Linked DNA regions of Homo sapiens: region 1 is linked to region 2. A link is an interaction called in ENCODE POLR2A ChIA-PET data of the cell type or tissue named here. Cell type or tissue: PC-9. All regions are shown on one strand. Links, peaks and the distances in the headings refer to the core of each region. The heading gives the core; the rest is flanking DNA.

Region 1 (14,611 bases), core at 6,831-11,830, 94 kb before region 2:
TAGACTGGGCAACATGGCAAGACCTTGCTGCTGCTAAAAATACAAAAACAAAAAAACAAAGCAAAAAAAAAACCGGGTGTGGTGGTGTGTGTCTGTGGTCCCAGCTACTCAGGAAGCTAAGATGGGAGGATTGCTTGAGCCTGGGGGAGGTCGAGGCTACAGTGAGCTGTGGTCATGCCGCTGCACTTTAGTCTGGGTGATATAGTGAGACCCTGTCTCAAAGAAAAAAACAAAAAGTCCGGGCGTGGTGGCTCACTCCTGTAATCCCAGCACTTTGGGAGGCTGAGGCAGGTGAATCACGAGGTCAGGAGTTTGAGACCAGCCTGGCCAATGTGGTGAAACCCTGTCTCTACTAAAAATACAAAAAAATTAGCTGGGCATAATGGCGGGCGCCTGTAATCCCAGCTACTTGAGAGGCTGAGGCAGGAGAATCGCTTGAACCCGGGAGGCGGAGGTTGCAGTGAGCTGAGATTGCACCACTGCATTCCAGCCCAGCTGATAGCGTGAAATTCCTTCTAAAAAAAAAAAAGTCTGGGCACGGTGGCTCACACCTGTAATCCCAGCACTTTGGGAGGCCGAGGTGGGCAGATCACCTGAGGGCAGGAGTTCGAGGCCAGCCTGGCCAACATGGTGAAACCCTGTCTCTACTAACAACACAAAAATTAGCTGGGTGTGGTGGCAGGCGCCTATAATCCCAGCTACTCAGGAGGCTGAGGCAGAAGAACCTCTTGAACCTGGGAGGCGGAGGTTGCAGTGAGCCGAGATTGCGCCACTGCATTCCAGCCTGGGCAACAAGAGCGAAACTCCGTTTTGGAAAACAAAACAAAACAAAAGTCTAGGGGCAGCGGAGATATAGCGCCAGCCAGCAGGTGTCGCTGTGACACCCATTCTCTTTGGTGTTCTGATGGAAAGAGCAGAGTGAGATATTTGAGTCGGATTAAGATTGTGTAGACAGGGAAGAGATAGCGATGGTAAACACGGGCCATACCTCTGCTGGAGATAGTAGGGAGGTTGAACAATATCACTTAGGAAAAATGCCCAGCCAGATGCTCAACAAACGGGTTATTTTCTAGGAAATTTACCACCTGTGTCATTTTTCTTTTGTGTGTGTGTGTGTGTGTGTGTGTGTGTGTGTGTGTGTGTGTGTGTCATTTTTCTTTTCTCACTGAGACAGGATCTCACTTAGTTGCCCAGGCCGGAATGCAGTGGCACGATCACAGCTCACCGCAGCCTCGACTTTCCCGGGCTCAGGTGATCCTCCCACCTTAGGCTCCCCAAAAGCTGAAATTACGGGCAGGCGCTAATTTTTGTATTTTTGTAGAGATAGGTTTTTGCAATGTTGCCTAGGCAAGTCTCAAGTTCCTGGGCTCAAGTGATCTCCTGCCTCAGCCTCCCAAAATGCTGAGATTAAAACCGTGCCTGGCCTTATTTTTCTTAATTTCTCTGTGCCTCCGTTTCCTCATCTATAAAATAGGATGCTGTGAAGATTCAGAGAGTTAATGTCCATCTGGCATGTTGTAAGGACTTGGTAAGGGTTTAATGTTGATTATTTTCCTCCTGTCAGCAACAATCTGCCTTGCTGGGCTCCCAGAGTTTTATTCCCCCCACCTGTGTAGACCTCTTGTCACACCAAGGACTCTCTCTGGACACAAGGGCAGGATACTGAGGGGGACAGAGATGCATTCAGGGTGTGTTCGCTCTGGAGGGTGAGAGGGTTTGAAAGTCAGTGTCGACCGGGCGTGGCGGCTACACCTGTAATCCCAGAACTTTGGGAAGCCTAGGCGAGTGGATTGCCTGAGGTCAGGAGTTTGAGACCAGCTTGGCCAACATGGTGAAACCCCGTCTCTACTAAAAATGCAACAGTTAGCCGGGTGTGGTGGCATGCGCCTGTCGTCCCAGCTGCTTGGGAGGATGAGGCAGGAGAATTGCTTGAACTTGGGAGATGGAGGTTGCAGTGAGCTGAGATGGCGCCACTGCACTCCAGCCTGGGCAACAAAGCAAGACTACGTCTCAAAAAAAAAAAAAAAAAAGCTGGTGTCCATCGGCAGGTGACGTCATTGCTCAAAACTCAGTTTTCCTGTCTGTGAAATGGATATCAGTGAAAGAGCCAGCGGCGAATGTGAAACTCCAGCCTAGTGTCTGGCACAGAGTGGGCATTCAAATAGCAGTAGCTGCAGGGCTTGTTGGCACTGGTGTTGGGGGCTTGGGACCCCTGCTGTCTCGTCACAGATCACCAACCAAGCTGTGGTTATTTTATTTTATTTTATTATTTTTTGAGACAGGGTCTCACCCCAGTTGCCCAGGCTGGAGTGCAGTGGCACCACCTCAGCTCACTTCAGCCTCAACCTCCCGGGCTTAGGTGATTCTCCCACCTCAGCCTCCTGAGTAGCTCCGACTACAGGGATGTGCCACCACACCCAGCTAATTTTTTGGTATTTTTTCAGAGAGACAGGGTTTCACCATGTTGCCCAGGCTGGTCTTGAATTCCTGGACTTAAGCAATCTGACCGCCTTAGCCTCCCAAAGTGCTGGGATTACAGGTGTGAGTCACCCCCACCCCTCCACCCCCAGCCCAAGCTGTGTTTTTTTTTTTTTTGAGAGAGAGTTTCGCTCATGTTGCCCAGGCTGGAGTGCAATGCCATGATCTTGGCTCACTGAAACCTCCACCTCTTGAGTTCAAGCGATTCTTGTGCCTCAGCCTCCCAAGTAGCTGGGATTATAGGTATCTGCCACCATGCCCAGCTAATTTTTGTATTTTTAGTAGAGACAGGGTTTCGCCATGTTGGAGAGGCTGGTCTTGAACTCCTGGCCTCAGGTGATCCACCCACCTCAGCCTCTCAAAGTGCTGGGATTACAGGCATGAGCCACTGTGCCCGGCCACTAAAGCTCTGATTCTTTTTTTTTTTTTTGAGACAGAGTCTCACTGTCTCCCAGGCTGGAGTGCAGTGGCATGATCTCAGCTCACTGCAACCTCCACCTCCCAGGTTCAAGCAATTCTCCTGCCTCAGCCTCTGGAGTAGCTGGGACTACAGGTGCCCCCCACCATGCCCAGCTAATTTTTTGTATTTTTAGTGGAGACAGGGTTTCACCGTGTTAGCCAGGATGGTCTCGATCTCCTGACCTCGTGATCTACCCACCTCAGCCTCCCAAAGTACTGGGATTACAAGCGTGAGCCACCACACCCAGCCAAAGCTGTGGTTCTTAATCTAATATTTGGTAACCTGTGATGGCAGACTGGGGTCCTCATGCCAGTGTGATGTTTCTGAAATCCAGAGAACCATCCCATAGTTAAATGGGAAGAGGTTGCTCAGGCCCACAGAAGAATCTCTGTTGGGGGCTATCATCAGCTCTCTAGGATGTCACATAGTGTGTCCTGCCCAGCAGAGCTGCTGGGACAGCTGTTGTTGGCAAATGGAAAACTAATTAACTCTTAACCAATACTCTGTTTTTAAAAATGGGACCTGGTTGTGGATGGTAGAAAGTGGGGAGCAGCTGAGCAAGGTGGCTCATGCGTGTAATCCCAGCACAACAAGGCCGAGATGGGAAGATTGCTTGAACCCAGGAGGTCGAGACCAGCCTGGGAAACCTGGTGAAACCCCATCTTTACAGAAAGAAAAAAATTAACTGGGTGTGGTGGTGCACACTTGTAGTTCCAGCTACTCGGGAGGCTGAGGTAGATCACTTGAGCCCAGGAGGTCGAGGCTGCAGTGAGCCATGATTGTGCCACTGCACTCCAACCTGGGCAAGAGAGCAAAATCCTATCTCAAAAAAAAAAAAAAGGTGGGAGTGGCCGGGTGCAGTGGTTCATGCCTGTAATCCCAGCACTTTGGGAGGCCGAGGCAGGTGGATCATCTAAAGTCAGGTGTTCAAGACTAGCCTGGCCAACACGGCGAAACCCTGTCTCTACTAAAAATACAAAAATTAGCTGGGCATGGTGGCAGACACCTGTAATCCCAGCTACTGGGGAGGCTGAGGCAGGAGAATATCTTGAACCCAGGAGGGGGAGGTTGCAGTGAGCCGAGATCGCACCACTGTACTCCAGCCTGAGTAACAGAGCGAGACTCCATCTCAGGAAAAAAAAAAAAAGGTGGGAATGCTGATCTAGTTTACATTCTCCACTTTAACTCAAACACCATTTTACAGGCAGAGACACTGAGGCCCTAGTTTGAAGCTCAAAGGTCACAGTCTAGTTTTTGTTAAGACCAGGGGTCAGGGGTTGTCATTGTCCTGTAGTAGAAAAGAACTAATGTTTATTGGGGACATACTATGTGTCAGGTGGCTTATAAACATTCTCCTTAATTATCACAGTAGCTCTGATATATTATGTCATTTTACAGATTTGAAAAATAAGGCTCAAGATCTAAAGGCTCACTTTTCCTTCATGGTAACTTTACTAACTGTCTTTCCTCTGCCTAGAACAGTGGTTCTCAAGTGTGAGTGTTGTCCTCCAGGGTCATTTGGCAATGTCTGGAGACATTTTTGGTTGTCACAACCAGGGGTGGGGGGTGCGTGTTGTGGCTAGAGCCTAGGGATGCTGTTAAACGTCCTCCAGTAACACAGGATGGCCTCTCACAACCAGGAACTACCCAGCTCCAAATGGCAGCACTGCTGAGCTTGTGAAACTCTGATCTAAAGTAATGCACGCCCTTCCCTCTGGGTCACACCAGGAAGCCTCTCCTGACTCCCCACCCAGGAGAGGTCGCTCCTCCCTGTAGCCCCTGCAGCCACCAGCCGTGCTGTTAACAGGGCTGGTTGTCCTGCCTCTAACCAGAGCTCTTTGGGCAGATGGTATTGAAGGTATATTCAGTAAATGCTTACTGGCTTAAAACACAGTTAGGGCTGGGCGCGGTGGCTCACGCCTGTAACCCCAGCACTTTGGGAGGCCGAGGCAGGCGGCTCACCTAAGGTTAGGAGTTTGAGACCAGCCTCGCCAGCATGGTGAAACCGTGTCTCTACTAAAAATACAAAAATCAGCTGGGCATAGTGGTAGGTGCCTGTAATCCCAGCTACTCGGGAGGCTGAGGCAGGAGAATAGCCTGAACCTGAGAGGTGGAGGTTGCAGTGAGCTGAGATCGCACCATTGCACTCCAGCCTAAGCAACTAGAGTGAAATTCCATCTCAAAAAACAAAAAAACAAACAAACAAACCAAAAAACACAGTTAGTGTCTTTCGTCTATTGACCTCTTGCTTCAGTTAGGCTGGTGGCTTTTCCAGGACTGGGATGTTTGTGAAAGACCCCACAGCCTCTGTGTCCTTGCCAGAGAGGTGGCAGGCTTTCTGTCACTTCAGTTGTGCAAATTGAGGCCACAGGGCCACTTACCAATGTAGATGTAGTACAGTGCAGAGGTTAAAAGCACAGGATTTTACGTCAGAAAGATCTTGATTTAGGTCCTAGCCCTACAACTTACTGTGTGACCTTGGACATGGTACTTGACCTCTCGGAGTCTCAGTTTCCTCAGTTATGAACTGCAGATAATAATAGTATCTACCTCTTTGGGTCATTGTGAGGATTAAATTGGACAGTCTAATCACAGTGCTTAGCACAGTGCTGGCAATTTCAGCATTCTGAAAATGCTGGCCATTACTATTATTAGGAGATGCCATGGGGTTTCCACTCAACGGTATCAGGTTCCTTCTAATTCTGAAATTCCCAAAACATGCTAGGCTCTATCACACCCCTGTGCTGTTTGACCTCTTTGAACAAGCTGTACTTTGGCTTAGAATGCTGTTCTCCCCACGCGTGTCTTCCAAATACACTCCTCTTCATCCTTCAAGTCTTAGTTCAGGTGCCACCTCTTCTGTGAAGACTCCCTTGATTGCCCTCTTCTGTGCTTCCACCATGAGCCTCCACCCGCCCTGGAATCCTACTGCCATTAGAGCATTGATTCTGTATTTTTTTTTTTTGTATTAAGTTTCTCCCCATCCAGTCTGAGGGCTCTCCCCAGGAATAAGGACTGGCCAACATGGAGAAACCCTGTCTGTACTAAAAATACAAAAATTAGCCGGGTGTGGTTGGCACGTGCCTGTAATCCCAGCTACCCCGGCGGGGCTGAGGTGGGAGAATCGCTTGAACCTGGGAGGCGGAGGTTGCAATGAGCCGAGATGGCACCACTGCACTCCAGCCTGGGCTATAGATGGAAACTCCATCTCAAAACAACAAGAACAACAAATAAACAAACAAACAAACAGAGACAGAGTCTCACTCTGTTGCCCAGGCTGGAGTGCAGTGGTGTGATCTCCACTCCCTGCAACCTCCACCTCTTGAGTTCAAGCGATTCTTATGCCTCAGCCTCCCAGTAGCTGGGATTATAGGCGCCCGCCACCATGCCCGGCTAATTATTTTTATATTTTTAGTAGAGATGGGGTTTCACCACTTTGGCCAGGCTGGTCTCAAACTCCTGGCCTCAAGTGATCTGCCTATCTTGGCTTCTCAAAGTGCTGAGATTACAGGCATGAGCCACCGTGCCCAACTTTTAAAAATTTTTATTTTATTATTATTATTTTTGAAACAGTGTCTCTGTCACCCAGGCTGGAGTGCAATGGCATGATCTCAGCTCACTGCAACCTCCATCTCCCAGGTTCAAGCGATTCTCCTGCCTTAGCCTCCCAAGTAGCTGGGATTACAGGTGCCCACCACCATGCCTGGCTAATTTTTTTTTTTTTTTTTTTTTTGTATTTTACTAGAGACGGGGTTTCACCATGTTGGCCAGGATGTTCTCGATCTCCTGACCTTGTGATCTGCCTGTTTCAGCCTGCCAAAGTGCTGGGATTACAGGCATGTGCCACTGCGTCCGGCCTAATGTTTGTATTTTTAGTAGAGATGGGGTTCCACCATGTTGGTCAGGCTGGTCTTGAACTCCTGACCTCAAGTGATCCGCCCACCTCAGCCTCCCCAAGTGCTGGGATTACAGGCATGAGCCACCACTCCCATCCCTTTTTTAATTTTTAAAATTCATTTTTTAGAGATGGGGTCCTACTCTGTCACCTAGGCTGGGAGGCAGTGGTACAATCACATAGCTCACTGCAGCCTTGAACTCCTAGACTCAAGTGATCCTCCCACCTCAGCCTCCTGAATTGCTGGGATTACAGGTGTGCTTTTACCACACCCAGCTTCCTAAGTCTTAACTGCAATCTCATGAAAGATTCTGGCCAGCACCACTCAGCTAAGCTGCTCCTGAATTTCTGACCCACAAAAACTGTGGGAAGTAATGTTTGTTGGTTTTAGCCACTGTTTTGGGGTGATTTGCTATGCGAGCAATAAAAAATTAAGAGTCCCCCAAGTTTTAGGGTAGTGGTTCATGGCTCTGGCTAGGCATCAGAATTCCCCATGAATGTTAAGAAAAAAATGCAAAGGAATTTGCCGTGAAACAATATGTGTTCAGTGGTTAGAGACTGAGCTCAGGAGTCAGAGAGGCTGGACTTGAATGCGGATGCTGCCACTTACTAGCTGTGTAGACTTGGGTAAGTGACTTTATCTATGCCAGCTTTCGTTTCTCCATCTATAAGCTGGTGGTAATAGAACTTACTTTCTTAGGATTGTTAGGAAGACTAACAAGAGCATTTATGTTGATTCTGTCCAGTAGGTAAGCTGTAAGAAAGAAATCTAGGGCCTTGTCTGTCCTGTTCACTGCTGTAGCCCAGTATCTAGGACAGTTCCTGGAACATAGTAGGTATTCATTAAGCATTTCTTTTTCTTTTTCTTTTTCTTTTTCTTTCTTTTCTTTTTTTTTTTTTTTTTTTTTTTTTTGAGACAGAGTCTCACTCTCTTGCCCAGGCTGGAGTGCAGTGGCACGATCTTGGCTCACTGCAACCTCTGCCTGCCAGGTTCAAGTGATTCTCCTGCCTCAGCCTCCTGAATAGCTGGACCACAGGCATGTGCAACCACAGCTGGTTAATTTTTAAATTTTTTGTAGACACAGTATCTTGCTATGTTGTCTAGACTGGCCTTGAACTTCTGGGCTCAAGCAATCCTCCCATTTTGGCCTCCAGAGTGCTGGGATTACAGGTGTGAGCCACTTCCCCAGGCCCCTTGTTTATTTATGGTGTGCATCCTCCCAGGAGACATCCTCACCAAGAGCAGGGATTACTGTCTGTTTAGTTCACTGCTTATTCACAATTTCTGGCACATAGCAGGTGCTTAATAAACATTTGAAGGATGAATTCAGATGCGTGGGCTCCAGGTTCCAATGAATTATAACCTGTTACGCAGGTAGAGCCCAGGAATCTGTATTTTATTTAAAAAATTTATACGTATATATGTTTATAAACTTTATTTTAGGAGACAGGATCTCACTATGTTGCCCAGGCTAGACTCAAACTCCTGGTCTCAAGGGATCCTCTTGTCTCAGCCTCCCAAGTAGCTAGGACTACAGGTGCACCCCACTGAGCCTAGTGGAATCTATATTTTATTTTATTATTATAAATTATTTTTGAGACAGAGTCTTGCTCTGTTGCCCAGGCTGGAGGGCAGTGGTGCGATCTCAGCTCACTGCAACCTCCGCCTCCTGGGTCCAAGCAATTATCATGCTTCAGCCTCCCCCATAGCTGGGATTACATGTGTGGGCCACCACGCTTGGCTAATGTTTGTATTTTTAGTAGAGACGGGGTTTTGCCACATTGGCCAGGCTGGTCTTGAACTCCTGGCCTTTAGTGATCCGCCGACCTCAGCCTCCCAAAGTGTTGGTATTACAGGCATGAGACACTGTGCCTAGCTGTATCTGTATTTTAGAAAGGCATCCCAAGTATAGTGAAGGTTGAGAAGCTCTATCCCAGAATGTCAGCAGTAAAGCAGCCAATGAGTATCATGCAAGCAAAGTCCAGCCCTCTCATTTCACAGATGACATCACCAAGAGCAGAGTGAGAGTAGTTCCCCAAGGTCACAGGTTGTTGACAGAGAAAGAACTAGTGCCAACAGTAGTGTCGGATACCCAACACAAGGCTCCCTGGAGCTCCAGCTGGCCTGGGCCTGCTCAGTCTCATTCCAGGGCTGACTGAGGGGAACTGCTGAGTCACTGGAACTGAGGCCCAAGGCAGGGTGTGGCCTCCATCGCCTGGTTAGGGGTGGGGCAGAGTGGGACTGCCCCCACCTCCTCTGGGTGACTGAGGCTGAGGCCGGAAGAGGGACAGGCAGAGAGCTCAGACTGCCTCCCCATTCGTGGGACCCCCTCCCTTCACGTGAAACCACCTTTGCAAAGATTGTAACTGAGGAAATTATGACAGTGAAAGGGATCTGACCTAACCGACACCATCTTGCTTTTAACCTCTAAGCTGCCCTTGTTCATTCTTGGGTGTAGGCCAAAGTAACCTTGGGAAGGAATTCAGTTTATACTTTAACTTTGAAACAAAAATTATAATAGCCCTTTCCCGAAATAAACCCCCTTCTTTTTTTTTTCTGAGACTGAGTCTTGCTCTGCTGCCCAGGCTGGAGTGCACTGGTGCGATCTCAGCTCACTGCAAGCTCTGCCTCCCGGGTTCACGCCATTCTCCTGCCTCAGCCTCCCCAGTAGCTGGGACTACAGGTGCCTGCCACCACGTCCGGCTAAATTTTGTATTTTTTTAGTAGAGATGGGGTTTCACCGTGTTAGCCAGGATGGTCTCGATCTCCTGACCTCGTGATCCACCCACCTTGGCCTCCCAAAGTGCTGGGATTACAGGCGTGAGCCACTGCACCCGGCTGAAATAAACCCCCTTCTTGCCTGGGGACCGGTCTGCCTTCATAGGACTAAGAAATTATTGGCCGGGCACGGTGGCTCACGCCTGTAATCCCAGCACTTTGGGAGGCCGAGGCAGGCAGATCACGAGGTCAGGAGATCAAGACCATCCTGGCTAACACGGTGAAACCCCATCTCTACTAAAAATACAAAAAATTAGCTGGGCACGGTGGCAGGCGCCTGTAGTCCCAGCTACTCGGGAGGCTGAGGCAGGAGAATGGCGTGAACCCGGAAGTTGGAGCTTGCAGTAAGCTGAGATCACGCCACTGCACTCCAGCCTGGGTGACAGAGCAAGACTCCGTCTCAGAAAAAAAGAAAAAAAGAAATTACATGATTAGAAATTATGGTTTATTGGGAGGCCAAGGCGGGCAGATCACCTAAGGTCAGGAGTTCAAGACCAGCCTGGCCAACATGGTGAAACCCCATCTCTACTAAAAATACAAAAATTAGCTGGGTGTATGATGGTGGGCGCCTGTAATCCTAGCTACTCAGGAGGCTGAGGCAGGAGAATCGCTTGAACCTGGGAGGCGGAAGTTGCAGTGAGCCGAGATCCTGTTACTGCACTCCAGCCTGGGTGACAGAGCAAAACTCAGTCTCAAAAAAAAAAAAAAATTACGGTTTAAGAACCATGCAGGCTCTGGCTGCAAGAGCCTGAACCTCCTCAAATTGCTCCTGGGAATAACATCACTGTTGTCAAACCTAAGATCAGTGCTTGAGATATTTTGCAGACCTTGCTGTTCCCAGCTGACGCCATCCAGACCCATAATCTGGCTCAACCAGTTCTTTGATCTCACCCTGAAACAGTAGACAGCATGAAAAACTCACTTCATAGGGGCCGGGTGCGGTGGCTTACGACTATAATCCCAGCACTTTGGGAGGCCGAGGCAGGCGGATCATAACGTGAAACCCCATCTCTACAAAAATTACAAAAAAATTAGGTGGGCACATGACTGTAATCCCAGATACTAGGGAGGCTGAGGCAGGAGAATTTTGCTTGACCCCGGAAGGCGGAGGTTGCAGTGAGCCGAGATCGTGCCACTGCACTCCTGCCTGGGCAACAGAGTGAGACTCTGTCTCAAAAAAAAGAAAGAAAAACTCACCTCAACCTCATGGTTCCTGTTGGTTTTATCTCCAACCTGACCAATTAGCAGTCCCCACTTCCTGAGCCCCTACCCACTAAATTATCCTTAAAAACTCCCATCTCTGAATTTTCAGAGAGACTTATTTGAGTAACAAAACTCCGTTCTCCTGTACAGCCAGCTCTGCATGAATTACTCTTTCTCTATTGCAATTTTCCTGTCTTGATAAATCGGCACTGTCTAGGCAGTGGGTAAGAAGAATTCACTGGGCGGTTACACCAGGACCCCAGTCTTTGACCAAACTAATCTAGTGGTGAAGTTAAACCAATGCTCAATTTCAGGAATTGGGTTATAGCCTTTGAAATGGCTAATCCATTTTTAAAAATTTTCAGATTGTCAGTAATAAATAAAATTAAGCTTAAATGTAATTCAGCTTTGAGAAAATATTCTTATTTTATTTTTATATTGTGAGACAGAGTCTTGCTCTGTTGCCCCGGCTGGAGTGCACTGGCGTGATCTCGGCTCACTGCAACCTCCACCTCCCGGATTCTAGTGAGTCTCCTGCCTTAGCCTCCCAAGGAGCTGGGACAACAGATGCGTGCCACCACACCTGGCTAATTTTTGTATTTTCAGTAGAGATTGGGTTTCACCATGTTGGCCAGGCTGGCCTCAAATTCCTGACCTCAGGTGATCTGCCTGCCTTGGCCTCCCAAAGTGCTGGGAGAGGAATGAGCCATTGCACCGGCCAGCTTTGAGTAAATATTCTTTTCTTTTTTTGAGATGGAGTCTCATTCTGTCACCCAGGCTGGAGTGCAGTGGCATGATCTTGGCTTACTGCAAACTCCGCCTCCCGGGTTCAAGTGATTCTTCTGCCTCAGCCTCCTGGGTAACTGGGACTACAGGTGCCTGCCACCACACCCGGCTAATTTTTGTATTTTTAGTAGAGATGGGGTTTCACCATATTGCCCAGGCTGGTCTCAAAATCCTGACCTTGTGATTCACCTGCATAAGCCTCCCAAAGTGCTGGGATTACAGGCGTGAGCTGCCGCACCTGGCTTGAGAAAATACTCTTAAAGCCAGCTCTTGATATGAGGGAGCTGGCAGGCATAATTTGACAGCGTCTTGAAGACAGTGACATAGGTGGGTTTCAAAGCTGTTTGAATGCCTCTTCACCAGGGCCTAAGATTTCCCAAACCTGGATCACCTGGGGCACTGGTGAAAAGCACAGATTCCCATCACTGCCTAGGGGATGTTGGATTCAGTGTGTCTCAGAGTAATTGGGGCTCAGGAATCTGGATTTTAAGGGATTCTTAAATTCTGCAAGACTGGGCCAGGCATGGTGGCTCATGCCTGTAATCCCAGCACTTTGGGAAGCCTAGGTGGGTGGATCGCCTGAAGTCAGGAGTTCAAGACCAGCCTGGCCAACATGGCGAAACCTCATCTCTACTAAAAATACAAAAATTAGCTGGGCGTGGTGGCGCATACCTGTAATCCCAACTACTCGGGAGGCTGAGGGAAGAGAATTGCTTGAACCCAGGAGGTGGAGGTTGTAGTGAGCTGAGATCACGCCATTGTACTCCAGCCTGGGTGTGACAGGGCGAGACTCCATCTCCAAAAAAGAAAAAAAATATTCTGTAAGATTGAAAACGACTGCCCTGGCCCTTTGGAATAATGAATCTTCTTAGAAAGGAATGAGGCCTTGGTGTCAGGACCTACTTCATCCCTAATCTGTTTAGAAGTTGCAAGACTCACATTCCAATGCACTGAAGAAAACATTATGTCCCTAAGTCCCAGTAGACTGTTGTGCTTGTCAAATGCACCATGGGTCAATTCACATTTCATTGCTTCAAAGAATGCCATGGGCACCTTTATGACTCGGCAGTTATTGGAAGATGGTCAGCCCTACCTGGATTATTTTAATATGCAGAAGTTGTTGGAAGATGGCCTCAGGATGGCAGGAGCTGGGGGAACATCCACTGGACTGCCTGGGAGGACTAGCTCAACTGGTTCCAGAGTGGGGAATTTAATATTTGGATCCAGGTCTGCCTGACTCCTGCAGTTCATGCTGATTATTACTGTACTAGCTCTCCCAAGTTAATACACAGAGTGCTCATCATCACACACATGAGACACATGCCTACATGCAGAAGTGAGACACGCTAGGCCTCTTGCAGACAGAACATTGCTTCCTGCTTTCCTCCTCTAGCCTAACCTTCCAGCCCTGCCCACTCTCTCTAAAGTATGGCTCTAATTGATTAGCTTGTGATGGAAATCCTTCAATGGTTCCCCATCGCTATCACTCAGGCTGATGCATTGATTCAACAATCAGGACTGCTGTAACCTAGATACAACTCTCTTTTTTTTGAGATTGGGTCTTTACCAACTGCAGTGGCTCATGCCTGTAATCTCAGCACATTGGGAGGCTGAGATGGGCGGATCACTTGAGGCCAGGAGTTCAGAACTAGCCTGGCCAACATGGCGAAACCCTGTCTCTACTAAAAATACAAAAATTAGCTGGGTGTGGTGGCACATGCCAGTAGTCCCAGCTACATGGGAGGCTGAGGCACGAGAATTGCTTGAATCCGGGAGGCAGAGGTTGCAATGAGTCAAGATCAAGCTACTGCACTCCAGCCTGGGGTGACAGAGTGAGACTCTGTCTCAAAAAATAAATAAATAAATAAATAAATAAATAAATAAGAAAGAGAGAGAGATGGGAGAGTTGGGGTCTTGCTCTGTCACCCAGGCTGGAGTGCAGTGGTATGATAAGAGCTCACTGCAGGCTTAAACTCCTGGGCTCAAGCTATCCTCCTGAGCACACACCTGTGGTCCCAGCTACTCAGGAGGCTGAAGAGGGAAGATCGCTTGAGCCTAGAAGGGCAAGGCTGCAGTGAGCCATGATTATGCTACTGCACTCCAGCCTGGGTGATAGAGCAAGACCCTGTCTCTCATCTCAAAAAAAAAAGAAAAAAGAAAAAGAGGTGCATTGGACTCTCCCTCTCCCTCTCCGTCTCCCTCTCCGTCTGCCTCTCCCCTTTCCACGGTCTCCCCTCTCCCTCTCTTTCCACGGTCTCCCTCTCATGCCCAGCTGAAGCTGGACTGTACTGCCGCCATCTCGGCTCACTGCAGCCTCCCTGCCTGATTCGCCTGCCTCAGCCTGCCGAGTGCCTGCGATTGCAGATGCGCGCCGCCACGCCTGACTGGTTTTCGTATTTTTTTGGTGGAGACGGGGTTTCGCTGTGTTGGCCGGGCTGGTCTCCAGCTCCTAACCGCGAGTGATCCGCCAGCCTCGGCCTCCCGAGGTGCCGGGATTGCAGACAGAGTCTCGTTCACTCAGTGCTCAATGGTGCCCAGGCTGGAGTGCAGTGGCGTGATCTCGGCTCGCTGCAGCCTCCATCTCCCAGCCGCCTGCCTTGGCCTCCCAAAGTGCCGAGATTGCAGCCTCTGCCCGGCCGCCACCCTGTCTGGGAAGTGAGGAGCGTCTCTGCCTGGCCGCCCATCGTCTGGGATGTGAGGAGCCCCTCTGCCTGGCTGCCCAGTCTGGAAAGTGAAGAGGTCTCTGCCCGGCCGCCATCCCATCTAGGAAGTGAGGAGCGTCTCTGCCCGGCCGCCCATCGTCTGAGATGTGGGGAGCGCCTCAGCCCCGCTGCCCCGTCTGGGATGTGAGAAGCGCCTCTGCCCGGCCGCGACCCCATCTGGGAGGCGAGGAGCGTCTCTGCCCGGCCGCCCCGTCTGAGAAGAGAGGAGACCCTCCGCCTGGCAACCGCCCCGTCTGAGAAGTGAGGAGCCCCTCCGCCCGGCTAACACCCCGTCTGGGAAGTGAGGA
Region 2 (15,981 bases), core at 4,684-9,683:
CACTGTATTAAAAGTAATTGGTTTGAAAGCTTTACCATCCTGCTGGTTCCTTCATTGATGAGTTGTATAAATCTTTGGCATATGCTCACTTAAAAAAGTAATGAATTTGAGACGGTTTTTTCTACTGGTGTGTGCACTTCTCAAGATGGCAAGGACAGTACCTTATTTATCTCTGTCTTCAGCAACAATGGTCATGCCTGCCACGTAATAGGGGTTGATGTGTTTGTTGAATGATGATGCCCCAAACCCAGGGTAGATATCCTCTCTCTAACTTAAGATAAATAGATGATTCAGGTTTGTGAGCCAAAAGTATACAACCAAACATGCTCAGAACAGGTTAGAACTGTGAAGATCTCTTTGTTCTGAGATAAGAGATTCAGAAAAAACACATTCTACTCCCCAGTGCCAGATGAGATTCACTAGTGTCTATCTGTGTGCTGGGTGTTGTCACCCAGTGATCCAGGGAGACAGTAACCTGTCTTAGTGGTAGGAGGAAAGTAATAGCATTTCTTAATGTCCCTGTCTGTTTATGCAAAGCCAGACAAGTAAACAGAATCATAAAGATGTCTCAGATAATGTCACGGTTAAGTTGCACCCAAACATTCTCACATTCCATTTGAGTTGAGTTTGATGCAGCATTCTGGGCAATGTCATTTCTACCAGCTAAGACTGCCCCAAATCTGCCCACTTTCAGGAGCCTGAGAATAGAGAATGCTGCTCAGAAAAGTTCTTTTGGCAGGAGGCAGAGTAAATACGGGCTCTGTTCATTAAAGATCAGATGCAAGTACACAAAACCAGGTTCTTTTTTTTTTTTTTTTTTGAGACAGAGTCTTGCTCTGTCGCCCAGGCTGGAGTACAGTGGCGCAATCTCAGCTCACTGCAACCTCCGCCTCCCAGGTTCAAGTGAGTCTCTTGCCTCAGCCTCCCGAGTAGCTGGGATTACAGATGTGCATCACCACACCCAGCTAATTTTTGTGTTTTTAGTAGAGACGGGGTTTCATCATGTTGGCCAGGCTGGTCTTGAACTCCCGACCTCAGGTGATCCGCCTGCCTTGGCCTCCCAAAGTGCTGGGATTACAGGCATGAGCCACCGCGTCTGGCAAAACCAGGTTCTTTTAGAACTTATTTATCACCTCCTGGCTGCTATCCTTCTAGTAGGAAAAAAGTATTGTTACTGATAATTATTCTTTGTCATTTTCATGGAAGTAAGTAAACCTAAAAACACAGAAAAGGGGGGAAAAAAAAACAAGTGAGCAGCTTCTTGGAAGTTTAAATGAATTGTATTCTGTGGCCACATCATGCTCTATTCTGATTTATAGCAATCAAGCCTCAAAAAAAAGACAGCAATAAATCCAATCCACATGGCTCTTGTAAAAAGGCATCTATTTGGCTTTTAATACAAAATGATATAGAGAAATACAGAAAGAAAATATCATACAAGCCAGTTACAAAAAAAAAAAAAAAATCCCAACCAACAAATTTGTCACATTGGGCCTGCATTAGAAAACAGGAAAAAAGAAAAAGAAAAAAAAAAACAGTCCCTGAAATCTGGCAGGTGGTTTTTAGAGGCCACAGGGAGCTTGCCTTAGTCATCCTGGTGAAATGGGACAGAAGTGGTTTTTGGAATATGGCCACCGCCTCCTGTTTCTTGCTAGCAATGGTCATCTGAAGGGAGGGTGCTAGCCTGGACATCCAACATTTGGCATCACTTATGCAGTCTGAGGTCTCAAAGACAAGCGGCCTTGGAGTCTTCCAGTCCATATCTTCACTGAATCTCTCCCATATACAGTCTCTTGTCACTCGATGCTGAGATAACTGAGGTAAAAAGAACAGATAACTAGAAATAATGAAGGCTCAAGGAGACTTGGTGCTCAAGGGCTCTTGTGTCAAGAGCCAATTCTGGTATAAAAGAGCAATTGGACTTAGCTTAAATTCCCCTCCTAAACACCATCCACAGGAAATTGTAGCCTGGCTTTTCAATCCAAGTCCTCTAATATCATGAGGATGACTGTACTATGGGAAATACATTATCAGACACTAAATACTGACATCCCTTGTCAGTCAAACCCCAAGAAAAAGACTTTCCCAGTCATTCTAGAAGAGAGGAATCTATGGCTGTGCCAGTCATTTTGTAAATGTGCTTCTGCTTGTTATACTTAGCCCTGGAGAAAGTTACAGTTTCTCCTTTAATTCAAGGCTGAAATTATTTGGTTTAGCCAGCCAAAAAATTTTAAGCTGAAATTTATATCTAAATATTAAAAAGTATCATTCTTGGCCGGGCGCAGTGGCTCACATCTGTAATCCCAGCACTTTGGGAAGCTGAGGCGGGTGGATTACCAGAGGTCAGGAGTTTGAGACCAGCCTGGCCAACATGGTGAAACCTCGTCTCTACTAAAAACACAAAAATTAGGCAGGTGTGGTGGTGGGTGCCTGTAGTCCCAGCTACTTGGGAGGCTGAGGCAGGAGAATCGCTTGAACCTGGGAAGGCAGAGGTTGCAGTGAGCCGAGATCGTGCCACTGCACTCCAGCCTGGGCGACAAGAGTGAGACTCTGTCTCAAAAAAAAAAAAAAAAAGTATCTTTCTTTTAATCAAATACATCATTGAAACAGACTTGATGGAAGTAAATTTAAAAAAAAATTAGACTTACCAACTTCCCTTTGAGATCAAGAAGAAAATGGAGCATTGCTCTTACTCTCACCACTTATGAGCAATGGTGAGACTGACATTGATACCCACATAAAGACTGTTTGCAGCTGGGCACAGTGGCTCACACCTGTAATCCCAGCACTTTGGGAGGCTGAGGCGGGTGGATTACTGGACGTCAGGAGTTCGTGACCACCCTGACCAATGCGGTGAAACCCCGTCTCTACTAAAAATACAAAAAAAAAAAAAAATTAGCTGGGCATGGTGGTGGGTGCCTGTAATCCCAGCTGCTTGGGAGGCTGAGGCAGGAGAACTGCTTGAACCCAGGAGGCAGAGGTTGCAGTGAGCCAAGATTGCACCATTGCTCCAACCTGGGCAAAACAGCGAGACACTGTCTCAAAAACAAAACAAAACAAAACCCAACAACAAAAAAACCAACAACAACAACAACAAAAACACCCAAAGGCTGTTTGCATGGAAATTCGTATAAAACAGATACCCGCTTTTGACTCTCTATTCCCAGGATCCCTACGGGGAGATTTCCAGTTTCCCTTTCCCCCTCGTTGGGACAGACTTACTGATGGGCTCATCAGGGTGGAAAGCCACTTCATTGATGGAGCCAGCATGGCCGGGCAGCTTATACAATATTCTCCTGCTTGTGGTATCCCACACATAAACAAACCTGTAAGGTATCATGAAAAGCAAGGGTAAGTCCTCTTAGAGCTGGGGGTAGGACAGAGGCATGGCTTTTTAAAGGAAATGGAAGCAACAATTATTTACTTACCTTACATTTACTGAACCATGTTCTGGCTTTTAGAAACTAGGAACACAGAGTTTGAATAAGACATGGACTCACCTCTTGAGCAATGGGGTGGAGAAATAAGAATAACTAAAAATATAAGCATGACTGGCATGTTTGAATACAAGCTTCTGAAATGGGAAACACCACAGGGAAGAAAAGAAAGTTTTTCCTGCAGACATCACACAAAAACCTTTTTCAGAGTGTCTAGTATAATTAGGCTACAGTTAACTTCATACTCATCCAGGAAATCTAAAAGGTAACCCAACTCATGGCAGGGTGGGAGCCTAGGCTGCTGATCCAGATGAACTTTTTAGTACTGTATTCAAACAGAGACCTGAGAAGGGACAGGAAGTGTCTGGTATATAAAATATTTATAGTGTTTGCTAACCTAATACTCACTTGAGCCAACTTTTCCATTGAATTAACAGGCAGAAGGAATACTGAATTCTAGAATGGGAAGGGGCCAAGAGAAATCAGCTTGTCTAGGCTGGGAGTGGTGGCTCATGCCTGTACTCCCAACACTTTGGGAGGCCGAGGTGCGTGGATCGTCTTAGGTCTGGAGTTTGAGACCAGCCTGGCCAACAAGGTGAAACCCAGTCTCTACTAAAAATACAAAAAATTAGCCAGGAGTGGTAGCGTGTGCCTGTAATCCCAACTACTCGGGAGGCTGAGGCAGGAGAATTGCCTGAACCTGGGAGGTGGAGGTTGCAGTGAGCTGAGACCGTGGCACTGCCCTCTAGCCTGGGTGACAGAGTGAGACTCCATCTCCAAAAAAAAAAAAAAAAAAAAAAAGAGGAGAAAAAAGAAATCAGCTTCTCTAAACTCCTTATTTTAGAGATAAGAAAACTGGGGCACAGTGACGTTTCCAAGGCAATACAGTTCATCAACGGCGTAACTAAAATTAGAACTCTTCAAAAAAAAAGAGCTTATTAGAGAATGTTCTTAGGAAGACAAAATTTTTATTTGTCATTAAAAAAAATTATGAGGCTGGGCATGGTGGCTCACATCTGTAATCCTAGCACTTTGGGGGGCCAAGGCTTGAGCTCAGGAGCTTGAGACCAGCTTGGACAACATGGTAAAACCCCATCTCTACAAAAAAATTAGCCAGGTGTAGTGGTGCATGCCTGTGGTCCCAGCTACTTGGGAGGCCAAGGTGGGAGGACTGATTGAGTCCAGCACGTAGAGGCTGCAGTGAGCTGAGATGGCACCACTGCACCCCAGCCTGGGTGACAGAGTGAGATCCTGTCTCAAGAAAAAAAAAATTATGTTTTTTTTCATGCTGTATAATAAAGGTAATGTAAGAGGCTATAGAGTTTTAAGCTTCTTTCTACTGAAATACTCTGAATACTACTGAAATACTACTGAAATACTGAAATAACACAATGTACTTTCTGCAATGCTAGAATAAATAAAAAAAAACTTCTACATTTCTCTTCAAAAGTGATGAATAATAACAGAAGATGTCATAAAAATGTGATTTTTTCCTTATTCATTCTATAGTATTAGAGCCAGTATTTTTATCATCACAGGCCATAATTTTCACAAAAGTCTACATATTATCACAGAATCTTTTTGTTTTTCTCAATTAATTTTTTTTTTTTTTTTTTGTAGAGACAGTGTCTTCCTATGTTGTTAAGGCTGGTCTTGAACTCCTCGCGTCAAGCAATCCTCCTGCCTTCACCTCCCAAAGTGCTGGGATGACGGGCATGAGCCACCATGCGTGGCATATGGCACAATCTGTATGTATTTAGAGAGCCCCTGAAATCAACTCTGTTCCTAATCCTCTGAGCCAATGATGACTTTATAGCCTTATCAAACTGAAGTAAAACTTGAAGGGCAAGTTGAGTGAACTGCTGAGATTTTATGAGCTCATCTAGGCTCTCCTGAAGACTGTGTCCCAAAGTAGTACTTCTGTATAACTGATATGATATGGCTTAGGAAGAAGAAATTGTTTTTCTTATTCAAGCTTGCCTTGATGTCCTGTGCTGAAGGTTTCCTGCCATGGAGCAGACAGAAGTGACCAGGAGCCCAGCAGGGGGTTCCTATGTTCCTGACCACCTCTTCAGTAGCCACAGAAACTACAGAGCTGAACCCAAGACTCTGGAGCTCTTAATATACTCTCGTATTTTACTTTCACTTACCCTCCATAAATGTACTGGCTAAAAAAAAAAAAAAAAAAAAAAGTTCCTTTGACCCTCAATCTTGCTTAAGTCATTAAAGGGTAAAGTATAGAGCTATTATCTTAATCTGATGATGTAAAATTCATCTGTTGGTAAATATAAAGGGCTGGTAGTTTTGAAGCAGGTATTTAAAATTATTTACATATTTTGTTTTGTGCAATCAACAACTCACCAGTACTTGATCATAAAAATGGTACATTCACCAGTACTGGATTATAAAATGCCTAGTTCTAATCCAACTTACACTTTTGGTCAAAAATGCAAATAAACAAGAGCTTCTTAATTATACTATTTAGCTGTCATCAGCTAGGCTCCATAGAAAGTAAGTTCTGAACAAGATGGAAGAGAAGCAGGAACTCCATCTGTCTAGACTCCATGGCTCTGATACTCATGCCCTTCCTACTGTCTTCTTTCTTGTCATGCACAAAAAGCTGGTCCTCATTAATTCAATAAAGGGCAGTATGGCATAGTGAAAGAGTATGAGCTCTGGAGTCAGAAAGACTGGGGTTCAAGTCTCAGTGCAGCTATTTACTAGCTAAGTAAGCTTAGCTCAGAGAAGTTAAATAATTGCAGATCATTTAACTTCTCTAAGCTTCTTAGTTACAATGATGGAGAAAATATTGATCTCATAACTTTGTTGAGAAAAATAATGAGGTAATATATGCAAAGTGCCTGGCACACAGAATTAATTATAGCTATTGTTATTATAAGTACACTCATCATCAAAACAGAATCTCATGAAGTCAATGGGCTGAATAAATCACTCTTGGCCGAGAGACTGGTCAGCCTTCCCGTAGCCTATAGGACTATTCAGAGTTTCAAGTTTGAATATGAGGAGGTGATCTGTAAGTTATTAGTTAGTAGAAAGGAGAAGTTTGCCAAATCCAGGCCAAGCTGAAAAGGAGTTTTCTGAGGATACATTTCCCAGGCACATAAAAGACAGAATCCCAGATCTCCAAGGGTTTACACTTCAAGGTCTCACTCTTGATGGCTGCCAATTAGATGCTAAATTTAGAGGGGTTCCTTGCCCTCTCCTTACTTTGGCATGGCAACATTTGGCAGGAACCAGAAGCCTTATGTAACACAGCTGCTTCTTGACTTGGGGCCAATTGGTGAGGTGGCCTGTCAAATCTTGCCAACCCCCAGCAGGTAGAGAGGGATAGGCTTTCCTCATACCACGCTTTCACATGTGATTTTGTTTTTTTTTAAAGAGATGGGGTCTTGCTCTGTTGCCCAGGCTGGAGAGCAGTGGCATGATTGCAGCTCACTATATCCTCAAACTCCTGGGCTCATGGGGTCCTTCTGCCTCAGCCTACCAAGTAGCTGGGACTACAGGTGCACACTACTATGCCTGGCTAATTTTTTAAATATTTTTTTTATAGAGACAGGGTCCTGCCATCTTGCCCAGGCTGGTCTTGAACTCTTGGGTTCAAGCCATCCTTCCACCTCAGCCTCTCAGAGTGTTGGGATTAAAGGTGTGCACCATTGACCACATGTAAAGTTTAAAGGAACAGTGGAGAGGAAAAGAGAAAAAAAGGACATTGCAATTCAGAAAGGGCCAATGCCAGAAACAAACTGCTCATCAGAAAAAAAAAGTATGTAAATATAATTTAAAAATTTAATTACAGCTGGGTGCAGTGGTTCATGACTGTAATCCCAGCACTTTGGGAGGCCGAGGCAGGCGGATCATGAGGTCAGGAGATTGAGATCATTCTGGCTAACACGGTGAAACTCCATCTCTACTAAAAATACAAAAAACTAGCCAGGCGTGGTAGCGGGCACCTGTAGTCCCAGCTACTCGGGAGTCTGAGGCAGGAGAATGGTGTAAACCCAGGAGGTGGAGCTTGTAGTGAGCAGAGATTGCACCACTGCACTCCAGCCTGGGCGACAGAGTGAGACTACATCTCAAAAACAAACAAAAATTTAATTACAAAAGATACACTCTTTCTGCTGAAAATTATGTAAAAATACTTAGGATAGTTCTTACTATATCAGAATATGAGACACCTTAGTCTGTTTCTTGAAGTCTTCTCTAGCAACTTGATAACTTAAAATTCTTTAGATTTCCCTCTTCTAGGCAGCTCTCTAAACCACTTGCACTCAAATGATCAATGTGACACTTTCACCTGGACCCTTTCTTTTTCCTCCAGAAAATACCTGAATACTTGTCCATTTTTCTTGGCATTAAACTTGTCAGGAAAAAAAAAAGTAGACTCTGGAATTTAAATATGTTCAGAATTATTCATTAATAGAAAGGTATGGGACAGATCACAGTGCAGCTTCTGTGTGGCAGCGTTAGGGCCCCAAATAGAGGAAAACCCTGGAATATGCTGAAAGCCCTGGCTAGCCCAAGAAAGTCTTCCTATTTATAGGATGGTGCTTGTTTCAGTAGGATTGAAAGAGAAACTCTAAAGGGGAGGATAGGATTAAGCTAAAAAGGGTCAAGACACTGCCCAATGAGAGCTAAACACAGGATTTGCTGTCAGAGGGTCTTATTGTTCTTTACCAGGCCTCATTTGCAGCCCATCAGACTCGACACCTGGACATCCCTATTCAACCTCTGATTCTCCCCCAAGCACAGGTTACCACAGACATGCCAAATACAACAGCATCTGACAGAAGAATTCTCTCCCTTCTGTTTCTCATTCAGCACATAATGCCTGAGCCAGTTTAGATTCGTATTTCATAAAGCCTTAGCCGATTAATTCAGCATGGGGTGGAAAATACCTAGTTCACATTTTGTTACACCCTGCACCTAGCAATCATTGCACTTCCCACTAACCCAGACACAGCTCTGAATCATCTCCAACACAGGCAGGCATTACCAATAGCTGAGCTGCTATGCAGGGTAAAATTGGACTGCCATTCTTCAGCTAGGAATTCATTCATGTAATATAAACTAATTGGTTAGAAAAGCTCAAGCACTGACAACAGTGCCATGGGTTCACAGAAATGACTAAGATTCATTCCCTAATCTCTAGGAGAAAATAACTTAGTGGAGGTACCTCACTTTGTCTGTCTGATTGTAAGATGTAATAAATGCTACCAAAGTTTAGATGTATGAAATGGGATTACAGCACAAAGAACAATTAGTTATCTCCAAGAGGTAATAGAGAGAGGGGACCAGGGACAGTTTATGGATGTAACATAGAGGTGGTTACTAGAGAGATATAGGAGTTTAGATAATGAAGAGGGAATGTGAGAGAGAACCTAGAGGTGAGAACGCAAAAGGAGGTTAGAATATGAAAATTCCATGTGCGCAGCATTGTGGTGATGGTGGGGGAGGTGGGTATTTAATATGTGTTCAAATGAACTGAAGCATGGAATAAGAAATGTGGTGAGGGAAACTAGAGACAGATTATGAGACTGAATTTTATTCTGATGGCAAAGGGAACCCAACAGAATCAAACAAATTGTTGATCCTCTAGGTCTAAAATGTCTCCAAAGTGGGTAGAAATGATCTGTTTGTCGAACACGGTTTTGAAACCCTTCATACTGCACAGAGCTTCATCTTCAAGCACAGTCATAACTCTATGTCTGCTCTAGCTCCATATCCACGCTTTATGTATAAAACACAAGAAGACATCCTGCATAGCTATATCATTGTTTTTTTTTTGGAGATGGAGTCTCGCTCTTGCTGCCCGGGCTGGAGCAGTGCAACGGCGTGATCTCGGCTCACCGCAACCTCTGCCTCCCAGGTTCAAGTCATTCTCTTGCCTAAGCCTCCTGAGTAGCTGGGATTACAGGCATGTGCCGCCACGCCCGGCTAATTTTGTATTTTTAGTAGGGATGGGGTTTCTCCATGTTGGTCAGGCTGGTCTCGAACTGACCTCAGGTGATCTGCCCGCCTCGGCCTCCCAAAGTGCTGGGATTGCAGGCACGAGCCACCGCATCCGGCCAGCTACATCATTCTTTACTTTGCACCCACTAATCCTTACCTGTCGGCTGAGCCAGCTGCTATTTTGCTTCCATCAGGTGACCAAGAACATCTCAGAAGGTTCTATGATAAACAAGAATCCACTGAATAGTAATATACCAAACTCCTCTTTGCAAGGCTACCGAATCACTAAGAGGCTTTAAATTTCCTAACTAGAGTTTTAATTACTCTTCTCAGGAAGATGGTCTGTAATTATCTTATATTCTATGGCCCAAAACAGCATACTTTGTTATTTTACACCATATAAAAACTGTAGAAAATACTTAACTTACAGTTAATTAGATTGAACCTGGCAACAAAATTTTGTTCTACTTATAAATGGAGGCTCCCTTTGCTCCATTTATCTTGATACTCATTTTTTTTCCTATTTATCTTGAAGAAAAATACACGCAAACCCAACAAATAATAAATTTTGGGTTTTTTTTTTTTTTGAGACAGGGTCTCGCTCTCTTGTCCAAGCTGGAGTACAGTGGCACAATCATAGCTCACTGTAGTTTTGACCTCCTGGGCCCAAGTGATCCTCCCACTTCAGCCTCCCAAGCAGCTGAGACTGCAGGCACATGCCACCACACCCAGATTTTTTATCTTTTGTAGAGACAGGGTCTTACTATGTTGCCCTGGCTGGTCTCTAACTCCTGGCCTCCCACCTTGGCTTCCCAAAGTGCTGGGATTACAGCTGTGAGCCACCATGCCAGGTCTAAAAAACAAAATTTGATTTATACAGTGAAACTGAATCTCAATGAGCTCTCAAAAAAAAAAATCTCTATTAACAAATTCTCTGAGGGGAAAAGCTTCTTTCAATAGAGCTGACCTTGAAATTTGAGGCTTTGAAAAAAATTTTCTCTCTCAGAACTTGGGCCGTGGTAGTTACTGAGGGAAGAGATGTATTCTTAGGGTTCTAACACACATGGTCACGGGATGCGGAGGCAGGTAGGGAGACCATCCAGGTTACAGCTATGGGAGCTTGGGTTCCATATGGAAAACTGATTTAGGAGGGTAAAATTCCCAAGTAATTAAAAAGGCCAGGAGTCTCTTGTTGAGGCTGGTGTCAAGTCAGATGCCCTCAGTTTGAGGGCTGGCTCCATTCCTTTTGGGCTATATGACTGGCTTCTCCCCAGTCACTATTATTTCTATCCGTTTTATTTTTGGCAACAAGTTTTAATTAAGAGCAGTGTTATTGGAATGAAGTCCATTCTTAGCAGAGCTACTGCTCTCTATCCTTAGTACCACCTTAAATGTTTCTCTGAAGTAAATGAACAGTAAAACTCCTCTGCCATGCAGAACTCACCTTTTCAAAGTTGTGCACATTTCCTTGAAATATCTTTACACATCTCTCTTTGGGGGCAAATGGCCGGACATCCCAGACACGAACTGCAAAACAAATCCAAATAAACAAACCAACCAAAACAACTATCGGCCAGAGGCCTCCTGGGCACCCAGCTGAAATTAGTATCATGTCAATCAATGGCAGATGCTGTTTCCTCGGTGGGCAAAGTCCAACTTGACATACTGCTACCTGTTAAGGCTCTTTTCTTTTTCAAGCAGGAAAACACATCTAAATCCCAATAACTGGGGCTAGCTGAGGGGGCAGGAAGGAAAAATGTCACACACAATGTTGGTAATTTGCAACAGAATGCAGTTGGGTGTGATACTAATTTCAAAAAGATATTTTGCAAGATTTCTCTGCCAGCTTAGTCACATCCAGCAAAGCTTCAATGTGACAAACTAAATACCAGGAACTACTGTGACAATGAACTTATAAAAGCCAAACTTACATCGCCCTTTCCTAATTTCCCTCATATGGGCACCTGATAGTCTAAGACTGGACAAGGTCAGATATATATAAAATATATAAAAGGTCAAATAAATCAAAAAAGCACTGTACCATACCAAAAATCAGAAAAAGTAAACATTGATTCTATCTCTGTTACATATTTGGGTGATGTCAGGTAAACAGTGAGATTGTTTGTGTCTTGGTTTTTCTGTTCTGTAAAATGAAGAGAAAATTATCTGTCTTCTTTTTAAAATAATATTATTGACTGATATGATTGAGATGGAGTTTCGCTCTTGTTGCCTAGCCTGGAGTGCAGTGGCGTGATCTCGGCTCACTGCAACCTCCGCCTCCCAGATTCAAGTGATTCTCCTGCCTCAGCCTCCCAAGTAGCTGGGATTACAGGTGCCCACCACCACACCTGGCTAATTTTTGTATTTTTAGTAGAGATGGGGTTTCACCACATTGGCCAGGCTGGTCTCAAACTCCTGACCTCAGGTGATCTACCCTGCCCAGCCAATAACACTATTTTAAAGATCCAATGAGATGATATATGTGCAAAGGTTCTAAAATTTGTAGGCAACAAACAAAAATAAAGAATTTGTAATTGTATTATGCAGCCACAAGAAATTATTCTATTATTTTTTCCTTATTTTAGTATCAATCTAGGAAACCTCATTGTTCCTCATAAAGAACGCTAGAATTAGCTAGGCATGGTACTTGGGAGGCTTGCCTGGGCCCAGGAGTTTGAGACCAGCCTGGGCAACACAGCAAGATCCTGTCTTATCAAAAAAATTAAGGAAAAAATATTTTTTTAATGCTAGATTAAATGTGTATAAACATCTATTGTAAGCAGTAGCTATAGCCGTTGTAACTGAAGCTATACCTATAGTGGAATTTCAGTGATGTCATTTTATTTGAGTATGAAAAAAGTATTATCAATCCTTGGAGTCAGACAGGCATAAAAAGGCAAAGCTATGCGTGAAAGTTTGCCATTGAGAATATAGTTAAAAGGTAAAGATGTCCATTAATTCAACAAATATTTATTAAGTACCCAATGAATGTCAGGTATTGTTTTTGTTACAAAATGTCAGGGAATACATTTTAGTTCCTGACAAGCCTATAATTTTGTATACCAGGGCCATTTCCAAACTCCCTCAACATTAAGCATATAATCCAGCAAGTCACCTTACTTTTTTTCTGTAGTAACCCATCCTCCCACCCTACAACTCAAAAACAAGTAAAGAGAAAGAGCAAGAGTGTGTTCGTGTAAATCCAGAATGTTTTAATGAAGACCTCTTCCCACACCAATGCTTTCAGAGTGGGGAGGGAAGACAGACTGGCAGGAAAGAGCAGAAGAGATCATCCAAGCTTGGTGCTCTCTGAAAACGCACAAGAACTGCCTTGAATAGACTTCTAGATTCACATCTTTTTCATTAAACTCATCACCTAGAGTTTCTAATATCCTGTTGGATACACAGCATACCAGAGCTGAGATGGGTCTTAAAGGTAAAGTCCAATCTTCTTATCAATGTAGAAACTGATGCCTAGAGAGAAGAAATGCTGTGTGCAAAGTTGTTCAGGGACAAGACAGAGATCTGAGACTACAGTCCTAGATTCTTGACTATCTCACCTAAAGCTTTCCCCATTACAACACATTCTAATCGTCTGATGGAATCTGTGAGCAATCTTTGACTTTTTCCTTGGATCCTGGGAGAGATTTCCTTTCCAAAGTTACCTGTATTGTCCATTGCATTGGACAAAAGATAAGAGCCTTCAGAACTTAAACTCAGGCCAGTCACTGAATCTGCATGGCCTCTCATGGTGTAGGTTAGCTTGTTCTGGCGCAGGTCCCAGACCTGCAAAAACAGAAAGGTGCCCCCAGAAATCAAATTAATAAAAGCAGAGAAAGAGAATGACACAAGAGACAAGAGTCAATTGCCCAGAGACACTGATATTACTCTACTATAAAACACAGGATTTCTGTCAAAGAGAAAAACACCTTTTTTTAATTTTCATTTTTTTTTTGAGACAGCGTCTCACTCTGTTGCCCAGTGCAGTGGCACTATCATGGCTCGCTGTAGCCTTGACTTCCCGGGCTCAGGTGATTCTCCCATCTAAGCCTCCCCAGTAGCTGGGACTACAGGAGCATGCTACTATACCCAGCTAATTTTTCTGAAGAGACAGGTTTCACCATGTTGCCCAGGCTAGTCTTGAACTCCCGAGCTCAAGCAATCCTCCCACCTCATCCTCTCAGTATTTGGATTAACACGCATGAGCCACTATGCCTGGCCAATCTCTGTCTTTCTAAAAAGGTAGCTCAGGCTACCACGTTTGACTAGATAAATATAAACGAATGCATATCAAATGTTAAGATAAAGTTTTACACACAAAAAAATAGAATTCAGAAAGGTTATTTTCAAATCATAGCAAAGAAAAACTATTATAGAAAAAAACTAAAAATGGCTATGATTCTTAGCCATTAAAAATTATTATAAATACATAAAACGAACATGTCATTTAAAAAAGGCATTATGATTACATGTTTGTGTAACAATATGAAAAATACAGATGCTTAAAATTTTTCTTTTAATGTAACAATATGTGACAATAAATGTATATATATGTACATGTATGGATATGTACATGCACATACACTATGGAAAAGCACATTTATTAAAATAAAAATAAATTACAGGTTCACTATTGCTTGTATAGGAAACGTAAGATACAGAAAATAACCTAAACGTCAAGCAGGAAAAATAGGTGGTTTATTAAATTATGGTTCATAAGCACATTGCAAAACTGAATTCTCATACAGGAGATAGCATGACAGAGTAGAAAGAGTGGTGACTTAGGGTAAGAATAAACTGTTCCTTGCCACTTAGAGTTATGTGTCATTGGGTCACTAATTCTTTCTGGGCCTGTTTCCTGGTCTGTAAGATTAGGGATAACAATAGCTACTTCTTACGGCTGTTGTAAGGATTATAAGAATGCTTAGCATATGCCGGGCACAAGACAGGTCCTCAATAATGTGTAGCTATTGTTAAGCAGTTCCTAAAAATAACTCAGAAGACCAAATGTAAAAATATTTACATAATAAGCTATTAAGCAAAAAAGGAAAATACAAAACAGTATTTATCTTTACACAGACTACAGCTATGTAAAATAAATATTTTCAAGCTAACAGAAATAGTCTGGAAAGTCACATGGCAAAAAGAACAGTAATTTTGTTAAGGTCACTGGTATTACATAAAATACAAATTTTCCCCCAATTTTATTTCATATTGCAATGTAGTTTTTTTCTAAGTGAATAAAACTTTTGCTGTTCCTTAAATCAAGACACTTTTCCTTATCTAGAAATGAGTTAGGTGTTACACAGCAGAGCAATACATAGGGCAGACAACTCCACTTTCTCCATCAGTAACTCACTCATGTGTGGAGCCCAACACATTTTCTATACGATCATTTTTTTATATCAAGATGTTTGCTGCTTCAGTAATCAGGAAAGCCTGAAGTATCTGACATTTTGTTCAAGCTGTTGTTCCTTCTCTTCTGAGAAGGCACTGTTGAAATCTAGCTTTGTAACAACTAGGAGAGAATGCATTTTGCCAACCCCTCACAGAACTTGTGTGTTATTTCCAAACTTCCCCCTTGAGGCCTGTACACCTTGTTTGTGCAGGGCCAAAAAAGTATCCAGGATTTGCCACAAAAAAAATCTACAGCAGGGGTGGCTCACTCCTGTAATTCCAGCACTTTGGGAGGCCAAGGTGGTTGGATCACCTGAGGTCAGGAGTTCAAGACCAGCCTGGCCATGGTGAAACCCCGTCTCTACTAAAAATACAAAAAATTAGCCGGGCATGGTGGTGCACACCTGTAATCCCAGCTACTCGGGAGGCTGAGGCAGAAGAATCACTTGAACCCGGGAGGCGGAGGCTGCAGTGAGCCGAGATCACACAACTGCATTCCAGCCTGGGCAACAAGAATAAAACTCTGTCTCAAAAAAAAAAATCTACAGCAGGAATTTAAGCAAAACATTTTGCAAGTATCCTACTCAGCTGTTCAATGAAAAATCTGGGCATCTGATTAGTGGCAGGTACTGCTGGAGATTAAAAAAAGACATGGCCCTGCTCACAAGGAGTGTTCAGTATAACAAGGAAAACTTAAGACGTTTAAACAAGTAATGACAGGCCTATGCAAGGTACAGTTGCATACGGGTCAGAGGGTTTAGCTCTGGTGGAACAGAGATGAGAGTGAGAAAGGGAAGCTTTCACAGAAAATGAAGCACCTGAGCAGGGTCTGGAAGAAGGAAGTTTTTTTTTGTTTTTGTTTTTTTTTTAACTTAGACAAAGTGGAAGGGTATTTACTAGGACAAGATAATTTATGGAAGTAGAGGGGCATGAAAAACACTGCTGGATTGTAGGAGATTAGGCACCCAGAGGCAGCAGATGATGAGGTAGACAGGCAGAGGCCAGCTCATGAAAGGTTTTGAATGCCTGGCTTGCACTTTATTTCCTTCACTGGGGGGTCAAAGAAGGGTTCAAAATAGAAAAATGAGACATTCAGTTGTATATTCTGGAAAGATCCTTCTGACCCATTGATTAACTGATTGATTGAGACCGAGTCTCCCTCTGTTGCCAGGCTGGA

What was found. ChIA-PET counts read pairs that join two places held together with the same protein. Peaks named below come from ENCODE experiments on the same cell type or tissue, not always from the same donor. Only the 100,000 strongest peaks of a DNase experiment are listed, where the experiment ranks them.
Region 1: POLR2A ChIA-PET joins it to region 2 with 19 read pairs; 5 of 35 experiments call an interaction of 5 or more read pairs at or near these places.

The regions. Positions count from the first base shown.
Region 1 is chr1:31,161,988-31,176,598 of GRCh38, forward strand. No RefSeq gene overlaps it. Among named protein-coding and RNA genes, the nearest start is that of NKAIN1, 71 kb to the right of the region's middle. RefSeq lists enhancers at 1,825-2,324, 4,891-5,390, 8,920-9,169. In PC-9, for the core only: no CTCF peak of the experiment used is centred there; a DNase peak (open chromatin) is centred at 8,944; H3K27ac peaks cover 1,193 bases.
Region 2 is chr1:31,258,307-31,274,287 of GRCh38, forward strand. SNRNP40 (small nuclear ribonucleoprotein U5 subunit 40) reads right to left here. Exons shown (of 10, transcript NM_004814.3): 6 at 13,073-13,193; 7 at 10,852-10,934; 8 at 9,565-9,626; 9 at 3,223-3,326; 10 at 1,262-1,815. The coding sequence ends at 1,766. Among named protein-coding and RNA genes, the nearest start is that of NKAIN1, 26 kb to the left of the region's middle. In PC-9, for the core only: no CTCF peak of the experiment used is centred there; no DNase peak of the experiment used is centred there.